Regions from separate parts of the Homo sapiens genome. Here region 1 is linked to region 2. The links are chromatin loops, found by intact Hi-C in ENCODE. Cell type or tissue: Calu3. All regions are shown on one strand.

Evidence for each region. Hi-C counts contacts between places; a loop is a spot of excess contacts. Peaks named below come from ENCODE experiments on the same cell type or tissue, not always from the same donor. Only the 100,000 strongest peaks of a DNase experiment are listed, where the experiment ranks them.
Region 1: it touches region 2 in a loop (2.0-fold over the local background); 5 of 110 quality-filtered maps call a loop at or near these places.

The regions. Positions count from the first base shown.
Region 1 is chr2:227,148,619-227,156,618 of GRCh38, reverse strand. The region is part of intron 1 of COL4A4 (collagen type IV alpha 4 chain); the gene reads left to right. Among named protein-coding and RNA genes, the nearest start is that of COL4A4, 12 kb to the left of the region's middle. In Calu3, no CTCF peak of the experiment used is centred here; DNase peaks (open chromatin) are centred at 2,648, 3,138 and 6,198.
Region 2 is chr2:227,311,790-227,319,789 of GRCh38, reverse strand. It overlaps COL4A3 (collagen type IV alpha 3 chain), which reads right to left. Exons shown (of 52, transcript NM_000091.5): 52 at 4,998-8,000. The coding sequence ends at 7,920. All of the region lies in intron 1 of MFF-DT (MFF divergent transcript), which reads left to right. Among named protein-coding and RNA genes, the nearest start is that of MFF-DT, 9.4 kb to the left of the region's middle. In Calu3, no CTCF peak of the experiment used is centred here; no DNase peak of the experiment used is centred here.

The sequences.
Region 1 (8,000 bases), 160 kb after region 2:
CCTAGAATTGTCCTTCTGTATATCTCCTTCTAACTAACTGAAAAATTTATCCCTTGTAATTTTTCTCTCCTGATGTTTAAAAGATACTTTATAAGGTACTGTCATAGCTTATTCCTATTTTTTTTTTCCATTTCCCGAGATCTTCCTTCCTTCCTAAATCAAGTCTTATCTGCTTCCTGGGGTCTGCCTGGTGTGCCCTGGTTTTCACTTTTTTTTTTTTTTTAGACGGGGTTTCACTGTGTCACCTAGGTTGGCTGCAGTGGCCTGATCTCCACTCACGCAACCTCTGCCTCCTAGGCTCAAGTGATTCTTCCACCTCAGCCTCCCACGTAGCTGAGAATACAGGCACGTGCAACCCAGCTGGCTAAATTTTTTGTTTTTTTGTAGAGATGTGGTTTCATCATGTTGCCCAGGCTGGTCTCAAACTCCTGGGCTCAAGTGATCCATCCACCCTGGCACCCCAAAGTGCTGGGATTGCAGGTGTGAGCCACCACACCCGGCCGGGTTTTTATGTTTATTGCTTTTTCCCAATGTATTGTGAGCTCTTTTTTTTTTCCTCCATGGCAGATTAGAAAGGAAGGAAAGAAACATTTATTGAGCTGCTCCTACATGCCAGGCATTGCGGTAGGCACCAAGTCCTACTCATTTAAGTCTGTTAGGTATTAATTTACACACTGAGAAATGAAGTGTTCACAGGGGCTACAAACTTGCTAAGGATTACATGGCGAAGTGTAATTTTTAGTTGCATAATTAATTAATTACTTATATGATGGGAGTCATCAAGATCTGAACACAAATCTTCTTAACTTCAAAGCTCTACTTTTATTCAGTAACCATGAGCACAGAGATAGCAATGGAGGGAGGCAGATGGTTTCCATGTAGGGGCAGTGGCAGCAGAGGTGAGAAGTCATCGAAGGCAAATGCTAGCCTCACATTGTATTTGGGAGTGGACCCTGCCTAGTGGAATTGTTGAGTATTACCGCTGGAGTTCACGCCCAAGGCAATTCCAGGAGGTCTGAAAGGTCCAGAGAATTCAGATAGAGTCTCCAGCCCTACTTATGGGGAAAATCATAAAGCAAAACAAATGTGGGGGATTAGTGGTTTTGGCAAGAGACTTGACAATACTCTGAATCAAGATGTCATTCTTAACTTGGAGGCAAAGGGCTCCTCTGATTTGGAAAGTCAGTTGTATAATTTTGGAACATGTATTACCTTCTTGTGGTTCCGAGAAGTGACATTATTATGGTTGCTGTCAAATTTTCTGTTGATATTGGGAGGAGACCTCAAGGGGAAAATGATAATAAAAGCCTATATTGCCAGATGGTGGGTGAACTGAGATCTGGTCCAATTGCACTAACAAACTCAACTCCAGTGTCAACTGAGGACTCTGCAGCAGTCTCAAACAGTTCAGCTGAATCTGGAGGGAAGGAAAGGTGGGGGTGGGCTTGGCCATAGTCCAGCACATTCTGATCAAGTTGGAACTCCGAGTCATTCTCAAGAATTTAGTTGAGTAATTGTCCAGTTTTCCTTGCTGCTTCTCAGAAAACATGAAGCTCCATCCACATTCCGGTGGTCCATGGACCACATAGACTCATGACCCACTTTGAAAACCTTGGGATGTGGGATGAGAGTGACTGTTTTGCTAAAGAGCTCAAACCAACCTAAATTCTTTGAAAGTCTGAAGGTAGGGTCAACCCCAAAAGGTGGGATTTTAGAAAGAGCAAAACCAAGTAACCAGCTTGTATGTTGGGAAATGGTTAGGTTGACTCTGAACAGAAAAAAATGTAGCCCTCCAAAGGAGGTGTCCAGGTAGATGGATGTGAATAAGACATGTCATTCTTTTTCTGGGAACACTTTCATGACCTCTGAGATCCTCTGCTTATTTCTCTACAAAAGCTGAATATTCGAGAATTCTGTTTTAGAAAGAGAAATGTATATAGAAACAGGTGTTCAAGCAATCACAAAAATTATTTTGGAAAGAGAGTATTCAGATGGCTCAGTGTCGAAAGGCCAAAAAGGAAAATATGTGCAGTCAGTGAGTTAGTAGTAAATTATTTTACTGAACCAATAAAAAATTATCATTAAACAGAAATCAAAGATTTAATGTTACTTTGGAAGAGGAGAAAACATTTTTAGGCTTCTGTTACCTTTCTGTGACTGGAAGCATCCAATACTCAGTGTTCTGTTTATCTGGTCCCCCAATCTTAGACATTTCTCCTCCCCCATTCGATGAGAACCCCAGCAGGGTGTATTTGTTTTCAAGATTGGGTTGCTGAGAAAATAAATTCCCTGTGGTAGAGATAATGATTTGGAAGATCTCAGATCTTGTTCCCAAACCTGTCATTTGGAAAGCATTGGGCAGAGACTCATAAGAAGTCCCAGGGGAATTGGAGTCCAGGAATTTTCATAAAGGAGTGAAGGGGGGAGAAAAAAGCCTCACGGAATTAGAGGAGGATAACAAAATGGTATTTGCTGAATGTACATGCTGGAAATTACTGCCGCTGGGAAAGAGGTTGTGGATCTTACTTGGGTTGGTGAGCAAGGTGGACTTCAAAGGCCCAGGGTGCTTATGTTCCATTTCCCTCTTGGAAGAGAGGAGGAGGAGGAAGTGAGCTGCTTCTTGTGGTGGTGGAGCTTTGGACCCAGCTGTGAAGGGTGGGGCCATGCCTTCTGTCCAACTGGGCTGCAGAGGTCAGTTTGCTCAAGTAAATTGACGTAAGACTTTATGTCAGGAATGGGGCAGCTCTCAGGAGTAAGCTGATCATTTATCCTTTCATGAAACCATCTGTCCTTCTCTTTTTGCATTTTCCTCTTTTGAAACAGGTTTTCATGCTTACTCAGTGTGTCCATTTTCTCTATATTCAGTTTTGCCCTTCACTTTGGCCTGCCTCAGCCATCTAATGTCCAATTCTACGGTCAGGGTATCTCCTGATGCATTTTTCTTTCTTCATCTCTCTCTTTCTCTCCTGTCTCGGTTTCCTAATTTCAACTCTCCTAGAGGAGTGATCCACATTCTGTCTGTACTATCCTCATCCCAGAGTCAGTTCTCTGTCACTCAGCCAAGTTCTGGGTTGGGCTGCTTTGGGTCAGTGGCTTATCTCGAGCCTTTCCGTGTGGCTGGGGAGACAAAATCAGGTGATAGAAAACCTGGTCATGCTTCCACATAGCTGAGCTGAAGGTGGGGCTCTGACACAACTGTAGAGAATGCTCCCTTCTTGAGAATAACAGTTAGCAAAATAATGCCCTTTAAAAGGCACAGCACCTCTGCAGAAGTTTCCTGTAGAGGGAATCTTCTAAAACTGTTGTCTGCAATGTTAGTGCTATAACACTTTGGCTTGTTGCTGTTATGATATGGTTTGGCTGTGTCTCCACCCAAACCTCATTTTAAATTGTAGCTCCCATAATTCCCAAGTCTCCTGAGAGGGACCCAGTGGGAGATAATTGAATCAATGGGGGTGATTTGCCCCATACTGTTCTTGTGGTGGTGAATAAGTCTCATGAGATCTGGTGATTTTATAAGGGATTTTCCTTTTCGCTTGGCTCTCATTCTCTCTTGCCTGCCACCATGTAAGATATAACTTTGCTCCTCATTCACCTTCCATCATGATTGTGAGGCCTCCCTAGCCATGTGGAACTGTGAGTCAATTAACCCCTTTCCTTTACAAATTACCCAGTCTCAGGTGTGTATTTATTAGCAGTGTGAGAACAGACTAAATACAAGTAATTTTTTTTGGTGATAGTGATAGACTCGAACAGAAACACACTGCTTCGTCTATTCCCACATGATGACACCTATTCATTCGTGGGAAGGTAGATGAGTGGAATGCTCTTCTGAGTGATGGGGTATTTTTGTTTGGTGCAGTCAAAAGCTTTGTTGAAACAAAATATTTTGTGCTCTTAACACAGGTGGTTGCAACAAAGAAAACCCTCTTAGATTGTTGCAGACAACATGTGGCTGCACTTTGCGAACTGCAAAGCGCCAGGCACACTGCTGTTTACAGTGTCAGGCCAACAGCAAGATGGAGGCTCTGCTCAGCTGTGATCTAGCAGTTGCATCTTAGGCAGGAGAACAGTCATAAAAGTCTCTGCAACTCTTTTGTGGCTTGTTTTAAGGCCTGCTTCTGGTGAAACAGTGAAAAGGGCAGTTTTTAACCTTTAGCAGCTCATTCAAGACAGAGATCTTCAAACTGAAGCACATGGACCCTTGGGAGACAAAAAGATTCTCAGGAGTTATGCAAGCAACTTGGAAAATTCACTAAAGGATTCCATTTCCAGATTCTCAATTGTCATGTATATCCTTTTGTAGAATTGCTCTATCCAAAAATGGGTGTTTCTTCCAAGTTTTCACTTCCTCTTTCACAATTGCCCTGCTTTTCAAAAGAAAGGCAACCCCTCAACCACCAATTTTTCCCAAATATTACCACCCTGCTTTGTCCCAGGGTGTAAGAACTGTCTGGGGGCTGAATGAGGGCCAGTGCATTGGCTGGTGTCAAGAACAGGAACCTGCCAGCTCCACAACTCCTGGGTCAGGGAGTTTCCAACTTTTTGTTTTCATCATAATGGAGGGAGGACTTGTCAGCCTGGAAATCATTCAAATTAATTCTAGATGATAAATTAGTATCTCACTCTTGGTATATATGTTAGTTCATTCAGGCTGCTACAACAAAATACCTAAGACTGGGTGATTTATGAACAACAGAGGTTTATTGCTCACAGTGCTGGAGGCTGGGAAGTGCAATGCCAAGGCACCAGCAGATTCAGTGTCTGGTGCAGGCTGCTTTCTGCTTTACAGATGGTGCCTTCTTGCTGCATCCTCACATGGTGGAAGGAAGGGGCAAACAAGCTCTTTCAGGTCTCTTCTGTAAGGGCACTCACCTCATTCTGGAGGGCTCAATCCTCATGACCTAATTGCGTCCCAGATGCCTCACCTCTTAATACCAACACATTGGGGGTTAAGTTGCAACCTACGAATTGGAGGTGCAGGACACAAACATTCAGACCATGGCAGTTTACTACTCAAGAGAAGTTAAAAGAATTGAGTGATATTTGTGTAGCACATTTTTTTCATTCACAACTTCTTGTTTATGTTGAATAAATTTTATTAGTACCTACAGTTTTGGAAACTAAAATGGAATAGGATTGTTGCTGAACCTGTCTCATTTCAGTAGAAAGGATCGTTGATCTTGAGCTACATAAGCTGATACGAAATAAAAAGGCCCAATTCATTCACTAACAACTATATTTCCCACAAAATTTTACTTTTGATATTCAATAATTGTTTATCAAGATTAAAATTTATGTTTTTGATGAATTATATACTACTAATAATTATAATGAAAGCCAATTTTGGAAAAAATTTTAAGAATTAGAGACATAATCATAAGTATTTTGTTGCAGAGAAATATAATAATGTGATCAATATATTTTCAAGTATGGAAATACATTGCATTAGGATATATGTGGGGGAATGGAATGGAAATATGAATTTAAAAAATAGCAATGTAAAATTCCTGTTAAAGAGCTTGTGTGCATTTATTTTAAGCTGATGCTGGTAAAAATCAGACTGCTGTGACATTATGATTTATTGGATGCATCTAAAATAATGCTGTAGTAGTTTTATTTTAAAGGTCATCATTTATAATACTCCAGAAATTATATTCTTTGTAGCTATTAAAAGAGAAGATGAAAGTTTTAAGATGTTAAAAAAAAAAAAAGGAGGGCTGATATGGTTTGGCTCTGTGTCCCCACCCAAATCTCACCTTGAATTGTAATAATCTCCACATGTCAAGGGTGGGACCAGGTGGAGATAATTGAATCATGGAGGTGGTTTCCCCTATGCCGTTCTTGTGACAGTGAGTGAGTTCTCAGGAGATTTGATGGTTATATAAGGGGCTTCCCCCTTTGCTCAGTACTCCTTCTGTCTCCTGCTGCCCTGTGAAGAGGTGCCTTCTGCTATGAGTGTAAATTTCCTGAGGCCTCCCCAACCATGCGGAAATGCAAATCAATTAATCTCCTCTTTTCTTTATAAATTACCCAGTCTCAGGTATTTCTTCTTAGCAGCTTGAGAATGGACTAATACAAAAGTGTATAGTTAAAAAATTTTTATTATAAGATAATTCTTATAATAAGAGAATTCTTAGTAGAAGAGCAGAGAAGTCCAAAGGTAGCTAAGCTGGAGTGTCACTAGGGAGAAGGGACACACACTGGAGTCAACAAACTGGTTCTGCCACTTACTAGCCTTGTGACTTTGCATAATTACTTAAATTGATTCACTTTTTTTCCTGCACAATGAAAATATTAATTTCCTTACTAAATCATGGTAAGAATTAAGTGACTTGATATCCTACATGTGATCAAAGTGTCAGTTTCTCTCCACTTTTCCCAAGGCCAGTTATCCCTCATTCTTCCTTCTTCCACGCCCTCACTTATAGTCAAAGTTAGTCTCCTTTCATATCCCCTATTAAATATACTTGATTTACATTCAAAAGATCCCAAAGTATCTTCTATATGTTCATTTACCCAACCAATATATATTGAGAACTTAATACATTCCAGGCACTACGATGGTACTGGGGATACATCTGTGAATAAAAAAAGACAAAATCGCTATTGTCATAGAGATTATATGGTAACCAAGGACATGTGATGAGAATGCATTGGCTACTCCCAGTGTCCTTTCATGGTTTTGGCTAGTGAGAGACCAGTTATGTTTCTGCAAATTGGCCCATCCATCCGTCTGTCTGTCTGTCCATTCATCCATCCATCCATCCAATTAAAATGTACTGAGAAACTCCCAGGTGTTAGGACCATAATCAGGCCTTCCCTCTCTGGAACGTGACCACAACAACACTCTATTTTAATAAAATTCTCCTCTGTACAACCTTTATCACAATACATGTGAATTTTATTTGTATCATATATTTTGGGATCAAAATGTAAATACCTCTTGTTTTTCTTTAATTTTTGACTGTTTCCTATTTATTAAAAAATATCAAATGCTGTTTAAGTATTCAAAAAATTTGCGTTTTCCTTCCAAAACAAGAATTTGTTTTTATTGAGATGTGCTTTAGACAAGCTTGTCCAACCTGCCTTATTTTGTTGTTGTTCTATTTTGTTTTGTTTTAGGCTTTTAGCAGCCTGAAACCATGATTTTTAGTTTCTTTCTCTAGTGATAAGCAGAAAAGAGAGATGAGGAAGGGGCTTTACTGGCCCAACCAGAAACAGAAACTAGGGACCTATGACTGAATTCTCTCCCTTAGGCACCCCTGAGTTTATAACTAAAACAAATTTAAAATTATGGATTTAGGGATAGGAAAAGATCTGGGTGTTCAAAGTGATTCAGTTTCTGCTTGATATTGAAACTTTATTGTAGAATGTTGTTCTACCACTTACTTGGGAAACAAGTCTTCCATACATACAGCATTGAATTAATTTGCTCAGCTTTTACCTAGAAGTTTAAAAATAGGTAATGGCCAGGTGCAGTGGCTCACGCCTGTAATCTCAGCACTTTGGGAGGCTGAGGCAGGCTGATCACCTGAGGTCAGGAGTTCAAGACCAGCCTGGCCAACATGGCTTAACCCCATCTCTACTAAAAATAAAAAATAAATAAATAAATAAAAAATTAGCCGGGTGTGGTGGCACACTAACTACTCAGGAGGCTGAGGCAGAAGAATCGCTTGAACCCAGGAGGCAGAGGCAGCAGTGAGCCAAGATCGCGCCATTGCACTCCAGCCTGGGCCATAAGAGCAAAACCCCGTCTCAGAAAAAAAAAAAAAAAAGTTGGTAACATTGAACATTCCCGGTTTCCTTCTCTCTACCTAATTCTCATAGAGACAGGTCTTTTAAAGAAGCCAAAGTTTTTTAAATGATACATTTCAATTATTTGAGCCAAATATATCTTTTATCAAAGTAAAGACTTCTTCGAGTCAAGTTTTAAAATATTTTTTCTATTTTATATTGATAAAATTAAATTTTATCTCAATAAAAATATAATTCACAAG
Region 2 (8,000 bases):
TTTGAAATAACTTTCAAATAAAGATTGTGATCCAATTACCAAACACGATGTCTTCTTCCATAAACCTCATTGTCCTTTATCTTCCTGCATCATTTGTTTTTTGTTAAATTAAATGAGACAGTGTGTCTCAAAGTACCTAACACTGTCTAGTAGACGATTCTCAGAGCAAAGGCATTTTCTCTTCCTTATGTGGGAACTCTACTCCCTCATTTTGTGTAATATATATTTATATTTAGTATATTCATTGTAATATATATTTCTTTTTGCAACATTAATGTGGAGATTCCTGTCTTATGATTTAATCCATCATTGACTATTTTTGCAACCATGGTTGCCTCAAATCTTTTGTTGGAAAGGGTGATATATAAATCTAAGTTATCTCATCCATCTAGTCTTACCCTGTTGCACTGGTTCTAGCCAGTTCTACTTAAGTGTCCCATTGGAGCTTTGATCCCAGCAGGGTTTCCAACTCAGATTTTTTCCACTCTTCTCGCTCCAGATACCATCTTCTGAATTCCTTTTTTTCAGTTAATGGCCAAGTTATCTCCCCAGTCATCAGGGTTCAAAGTACCAAAGTTATCTTTCACTGTCACCCAAGTCCCATGTGATGGTCAAATTTAGGTGTCAACTTGACTGTATTAAAGGGTACCCGGATAGTTGGTAAAGCTTTATTTCTGGGTATGCCTGTGAGGGTGTTGCTGGAAGAGACTGACATTTTAATCAGGGGGTTGAGTAAGGAAGATCTGCCCTTACCAATGTGGGCAGGCACCATCCAATCAGCTGAGGGCCCGTGTAGAACGAAAAGGCAGAGGCAAGACAAATTTGCTCTTTCTCTTCTGGAGCTGGGACACTTCTCTTGCCCTTGAACATGAGATATCCAGATTCTCCAGTCTTTGAACTCTAGGACTTGCACAAGTGGTGCCCACCTTCTCAGGCCTTCAAATTTGAACTCAGCCATGCTACCAGTTTTCCTGGTTCTCCAGCTTGTGGATAACATATTGTGGGAAGTTTCAGCCTCCTCAATTGCATAAGCTAGTATCCCTTCTCATAGATCTATCTATCTTTCTTTCCACACATACCTTTTTTTTTTCGAGACAGAGTTTCACTTTTGTCACCCAGGCTGGAGTGCAACAGAGTGATCGCCTCTGCCTCGTGGGTTCAAGCAATTCTCCTGCCTCAGCCTCCTGAGTAGCTGGGATTACAGGCACCCACCACCACACCCAGCTAATTTTGTGTGTGTGTGTGTGTATGTGTGTGTGTGTGTGTATTTTTAATAGAGATGGGGTTTCGCCATGTTGGCCAGCCTGGTCTTGGACTCCTGACCTCAGGTGATCCACCCGCATTGGCCTCCCAAAGTGCTGGGATCACAGGCGTGAGCCACCACACCCGGCCACACCATCCTTTCTTTTTTTTTTTTTTAATTCAACTTTTATTTTAGATTCAAGGGGTAAATGTGCAGGTTTGTTACATGGGTATATTGTGTGATGCTGAGGTTTAGGGTATGAATGTTCTTGTCACTCAGATAGTGAGCATAGGACCCACTAGGTAGTTTCTCAGCACTTGCCCCCATCCCTCTCGCCCACGTCTAGTAGTTCCTAGTGTCTGTTGTTGCCATCTTTATGTCCATGTGTACCCAATGCTTAGCTCCCACTTCTAAGTGAGAACATGTGGTGTTTGGTTTTCTGCATTTGTGTTAATTCACTTAGGATAATGGTCCACCTGCATCAATGTTGCTGCAAAGGACATCATTTCTTCCTTTTTTATGGCTGTGTAGTATTCCATGGTGTGTATGTACCACAGTTTCTTTAATCCACCATTGATGGGCACTTTGGTTGATTCCCTTTCTTTGCTATTGTGAATAGTGCTGTGATGAACATATGTCTTCTTGGTAAAATGGTTTATTTTCCCTAGTATCCTTCATCCTTTAGATTGTCCCTCTTCAATGCCAGCTTTCTGCTTTATCCATTCTTTTCCTACTCCTAGATGATCACCCATCATCTGGGCTGTTATCCTTTTAACTGGCCTCCTCATCCCTAGTATTTTTATTTCTCCAATTCCTAGACATTGGGTCTACGTAGAACCGATGTTTATAAATTGTGGCATCTCAAATATGAAGCCCCAGTTTCAAAGAAAATTGATGATTTATAGTTATCTTCCAATTCAAAAGTTCATAACTGCAATCCAGTAATTTTTTTAAAATTTTGAAACTATGAAATAGCCTAGCAAGTACCATATATTAAATATTGGATCTTCCAGGTTATTGGTTATATGGTAATTCCACTCTTTTGCTCACAATCTTCACTGAATCTCTAGTAGCAATCAATGAAGTACAAGTTCAACCTGGTATTCTAAACCCTGCCCAACATGGTCTTAACCTCCTGCCATGCTTCTTTATTTACCACTCTGTATGTATATAAATATATATCATATATTCTTGGCCATTAATTGTTCCCTGAGATTGCCTCATCTTTTCCTAACTACTTAGCTTCATCCATGCTATTTCTGCCACGTGGAATGCCACCCTGCTTCTGACCATCTTCTGCTTCTTGAAATCCTAACTGCCCTTAAAGGACCACTGAAAATATCCCCTCTTTTTATGAATTCTTTCCTGAGGCCTCCAACTTTTGAACCAGTATTTGTTGTCCCTTAGAGCACTTAATCATGTTCTGTCTAGTATTAAAGTTATCCATGTATTTGTCTTATTTTCCCCTACCAGATTGTAAACTCTATGCTTGAGACCAAGGTCTGTGTCTCACTCATCTAAGTATATGCTGTGGAGCCAAACATATTGTAGGTCTACAACAAGCCAAGCATGTTGTAGGTCTTGGATATAAAATAATGAGACCTAGCTCCTTGTTTGGCTCAAAAATTGGAATTGAAGATATTATAATTCCAAAGCAATCATTCTAAAAAGGTTTTGAGCAGTCAGTATTTTTAGAAAAAGCATGGAGTCTGCAAAATCCTAGGAAGGATCATATTTATCTAAATATTTAAGTTTAGCCTGGTTGTTAAAAACCAATTACATTTTCCTCTGTGTTTGCTTATCTGTTAATTTCTAATAGGTAGAGCTGGGATTAGGGTGAGATGAGTTAGATGCCAATGGCACAAACTGAAGGAGGCAATCACTTTTTTGTCAGTCTCCTGCCAATAGATTACTAAGAATCCATTAGGGCTTAATCAAAATTTTTCTTTCCAAACGAGCTTATAAATAGAGAATGTGCTCAAACACAGCATTCATTCTTTGACTTACTCGAAGTAAAAGTAAGTTCATTGAAAGGGATTAGTACTTTTTTACTCAAAGTCTTTTCAAATTAGATTTTTTTTGGCCCACCTATGACAATAGGTGACAGTGTTTCTGAAGTATTTATGCGAGCAACAATTTTCTTGGTCTTCTTAGAATTATTACCTCGGATCACTATTCATTCCATTTCTTCCCTTGATTATATCATTATTGCCATTTAATGCAGCCTGAAAGTTCCTTCTCTATGATATTTCATATTTTGCATGTATATGTATTTTAAGACAGAGTCTCTGTTGCCCAGGCTGGAGTGCAGTGGCGCGACCTTGGCTCACTGCAGCCTTTGCCTCCCGGGTTCAAGCGATTCCTCTGCCTCAGCCTCCCAAGTAGCTGGGATTACAGTGTCTGCCACCATGCCCAGCTAATTTTTGTATTTTTAGTAGAGATGGGGTTTCACCATATTGGCCAGGCTGGTCTTGAACTCATGACCTCAAGTGACCCATTCACCTAGGCCTCCCAAAGTGCTGGGATTACAGCCACAAGCCACCATGCCCAGCCTATATTTTGCATCTTAAAAACCTTTTTCTTTACCAACTCTCCACATCTGAAATTTTATGAATTGTTTTCCTTGAATAAGGAGTATTTGTATTATAAATGGGAAACATGTATCAAAATATATGACCCATAATTTCTGTAATCTATATGCTTTTTTTACTGATTTGTAAAGACTCCTTTAATACCTCAATAGAAAAATAAGCAAAGATATGATTAGGCCCTTCACAGGAAAACAGGCAGTCATCAAAATACTTCTTTGATTAAAAAAAAAACACTAATTAAAAGTGACAAATATTCTGCCTCACTGCAATGAGATAGGCAAAGATGTAAAATAACAGCAATAGTCTGTATTGGTAAATTAATAGGGAAATGAGTGTTTTCATTACATGGTTGACGCAGCTGAAAATTCTAGCAACCTTTCTGGAGAGCATTTTTGTATATAAAAAGATTATGTGAGACCTTTGACTCTATAGTGTTCCTTCTAGAGATTTATCTTGAAGAAATAATTGGACAAACTTGTGGTGACATAGGTACAATATGTCTATAATATAACTAAATTAAATGTCTGTCAATTGGGGATTTATTATCTTAGGTTATAAACCCATGCAATGAACTGTGGTGCAAATGATGATTAATTCTTGTCTGTTGGTGTGAAAATGTGCCCACTATGTATTAAGTTTTTAAAAACCTGGTGACAAAAAAGGCCGGGTGTGGTGGCTCACGCCTGTAATCCCAGCACTTTGGGAGGCCGAGGCGGGTGGATCACAAGGTCAGGAGATTGAGACCATCCTGGCTAACACAGTGAAACCCCGTCTCTACTGAAAATACAAAAAGTTAGCGAGGCATGGTGGTGGGCGCCTGTAGTCCCAGCTACTTGGGAGGCTGAGGCAGGAGAATGGCGTGAACCCGGGAAGCAGAGGTTGCAGTGAGCCAAGATCATGCCACTGCACTCCAGCCTGGGCGACAAAGTGAGACTCTGTCTCAAAAAAAAAAAAAAATCCTGGTGACAAAATAGCATACTTTTATCTCATTTTTGTTTAAAAATAGATTTATCACTTATCTTGGATGGGAGTGAGGATTAGATCATGGCCATTTTTATATTCTTCTTCATAACTTCTGTATTGTCTATTCTTTTTACAGTGAACATCTGTTATTCTTACAATCCAAAAAAAATTTATTTCCATTTTGAAAAAAAAGGACCAGCTCCAATTTAACAAATGTTTATTCTTAGGCAATATAATAAAATAATATTTTAGATATAATTACAGAAATATTAGTACATTAAAATATTATAATCTTGTCAGGATATAACAATATAAAATATTCAATATATTTTAAATATATTTCATTTGGTTATAGAGTAAATATTAAATTAAGTTTAGTCGCAGTAAGTTACATTTGATACATAGAGAATCTTTGTAAGTTAGCCATCAAGTTCAAATGTAAGCATTTTAATACTTTCATAAATAAGTTACTTAATAATGTTTATCTTGCTGAAAGACTTCTGAGAAATCTGTTATTTTAGCACGCTGTGAAATTCCAAAGTTGAAGCCCCAATTTTAAAGAAACAGTTTACATTTTATCTGTAATATTAAATCTTCATAATTGTATAAGCTACTCATAAGCTAAGTTATCTGGAAAATAATGCACATGAGCTATAATTTACTGCTAAGTAAAGTCTTAGAAGTGCAACTGAACAGCTGTTCATATGGCTTCATTGGAATTTCAGGTTTTAGCATCACTTGTCTTCCTCAGAAGTTAAATACTGGTAAGAGGGCATGAGAAGATGGAGGCCTGAGTGGAGGCCAGTGGTTTGACATTAGCACCAGTCTAGGGCTTTTACTTATGAGTAAAAGTAGATAACCTTAGAGTCACCTGTGAGTTTGAACTTTAAAAAGAGGCACGGATGGAGCAGTTGTAGCCAGCCGTACTTGGTAACTGCCTGCGGAGTTGTTGCTTGGGTATTTGTCTAGAACAGGTTTTCTCAGTATTTAGAGTACATCAGAATCATGTGGTGGGCTTGGTAAAACATAGATATTTCGGGCCCTCCCCCAAGAGTTTCTGATTGTGTAGGTCTGGAGTGGTCCCTAGAATCTGCATCTGTGACAAGTTCCCAGATGATGCTGATACTGCTCTTCCAGAGACCACACTTTGAGAACTACTGGCCTACAGAGGGTTTGTAGAGATTAGCTAGCTCTATATGCCGCTATAGTACACTTGGGACAATAAGACATTTTTAAAGCAGAAAAATTTGTTTGTTAAGTGAATCTAAATAAGTGAAATGCTGCACATCTTAGTTTAGATGTAAAAATGGCTTGACAGCAAACACGTGAGCAGTGAAGGATGTAAACCATGTGAGCCATGGCCATAGTCTGTGCTGTCCTCTGGGTCATGTTTTTCACTTACAAAGCAATTGAGATTGAAGCAGTAGCCTGAATTTAAATATCAGCACCACCAACTCCACCTAGGTAGATCAAAAAGCATCTTCAAAGCTTTGTCTCTTTGTGTCTGGACTCTAAGACTCATCAAATAGTGTTATCATCAAGTATAACACTAGTTTAATGTTTTGTAGATGTTGGTTTTTCTGCTATTATTCAGACCTTATCTTCTCTTAGCTTTTCTAAGAGAAACTAGAAGCCCTGAGTTTCCCTAGGCATAGACCTTATTTTTAACCTTTACTTGGGCCTGCTGAATTATCATGATGAAATATAACAGCAGTGAAAAGGAAGAAAAAACTAGAGGGGAGGGAAGCTACTTGTATATGTGAGATTATTAACAGAGCAATGAGTTACTTTTTCTGGGATATTAGATCAGAAACAAGTCTTTTTTTTCTCTTAGCATCTCTGTAGGTTAGTACAGTGCCTGGGACATGCTTGGTGCTGAATAAGATGATAGTTAAGTTGAATTAAGTAACCTTGGGAATGTATCAACACATTGAAAAGCAGGTTTTAAGACATACAGCGGCCAAGTTATACAGTTTGATACATTAAGATTTTTAAACAATGGACTCTTTCAGTATGGTTTGTAAGAACAACATATAACATAAAAAGTGTTGCTTTTTTTTTTTTTTACAAAGGAAGAATTAGAGAAGTAACAAAGGAATAAATCTGTAAAACCTAGAGTGATGACATATTCAGAGCAATGAGAAAATAGATTCCGAGTCTGATAAACCAACAAATGCCTTAAGTTCTTTCATGGATTATTGAACTGCTCCCTTACATAAGGTATGCACCGACATTTATGGAATGAGGATAAAGTGCACATTTCATAAGTAGTATTCTTGTTATTTGTGTGGGTATGCTGGTAAAACAGAAGTTAAAGTTATACATATTTCATAGTATGTATATAACAATATCATTTTAAAACTAATTCACTAAGGGGGAAAATTTTATATGCTTGGAATACAAGCAGATTTTAGAGCTACAGTGAAATGAATTCAATAAACAAACAAAAATCTTTAAAAACCAACAAAACAAAACAAAACCATACAGTATTTCCAAGGGTATTATGGTTCCATCAGGGAATCCCCCTTTTGCCGTTAGTAATGGGCATGTTTGAAACAGTCCTGGAAAATCCATGAACCTCAGTTCAGTTCTGTGTTCCATCAGGCCTTACGGTCCTCAGCAGGTCTGAAAATCCAGTTCTATACACAATGCTCCAGGATACCACATGCCCCCTTCTCTTCCCCTACCCAGGGTCTGAAGTTTCAGGAAGGGTTGGCGGGGCAATCAAACACTGATTTAGCCTCCCTGAGTCTTAAAGACAGAAAGAAGACAAATGTGGGAATCCAGCGGGCCAAATATTTCATAACTTGCAGCATTCAAACTTCATACAATCACCGTAGTGACAGTGCCTTGGATGTAAGTGGAATAGGTTTTTGGTGATATTTTGTGAATAGTTGCTGCTTTGCCACAGAGAACTTTGAAACAGCACAGATTAGAGACCCAGATCACAGAACTGACTTGAAAGAATTGCTTTGTTTTGTGGGGAAACAAATTGAAACTTTGTACTAAGTCATCATGGAGCAATATTGTTTGGTTAAAGAAAAATACCTAAATAACAGCATGTTCTGTCATTACTTTGTTCTTTAGGATGAAAAATAGCAGTTCTGCTGTCTTTTTTAGCTTCAGTGTCTTTTCTTCATGCACACCTGACAGCGACTTATTATTTTTTCTAATTCCCCAGCTTTCACAGTTGATGGAATAGG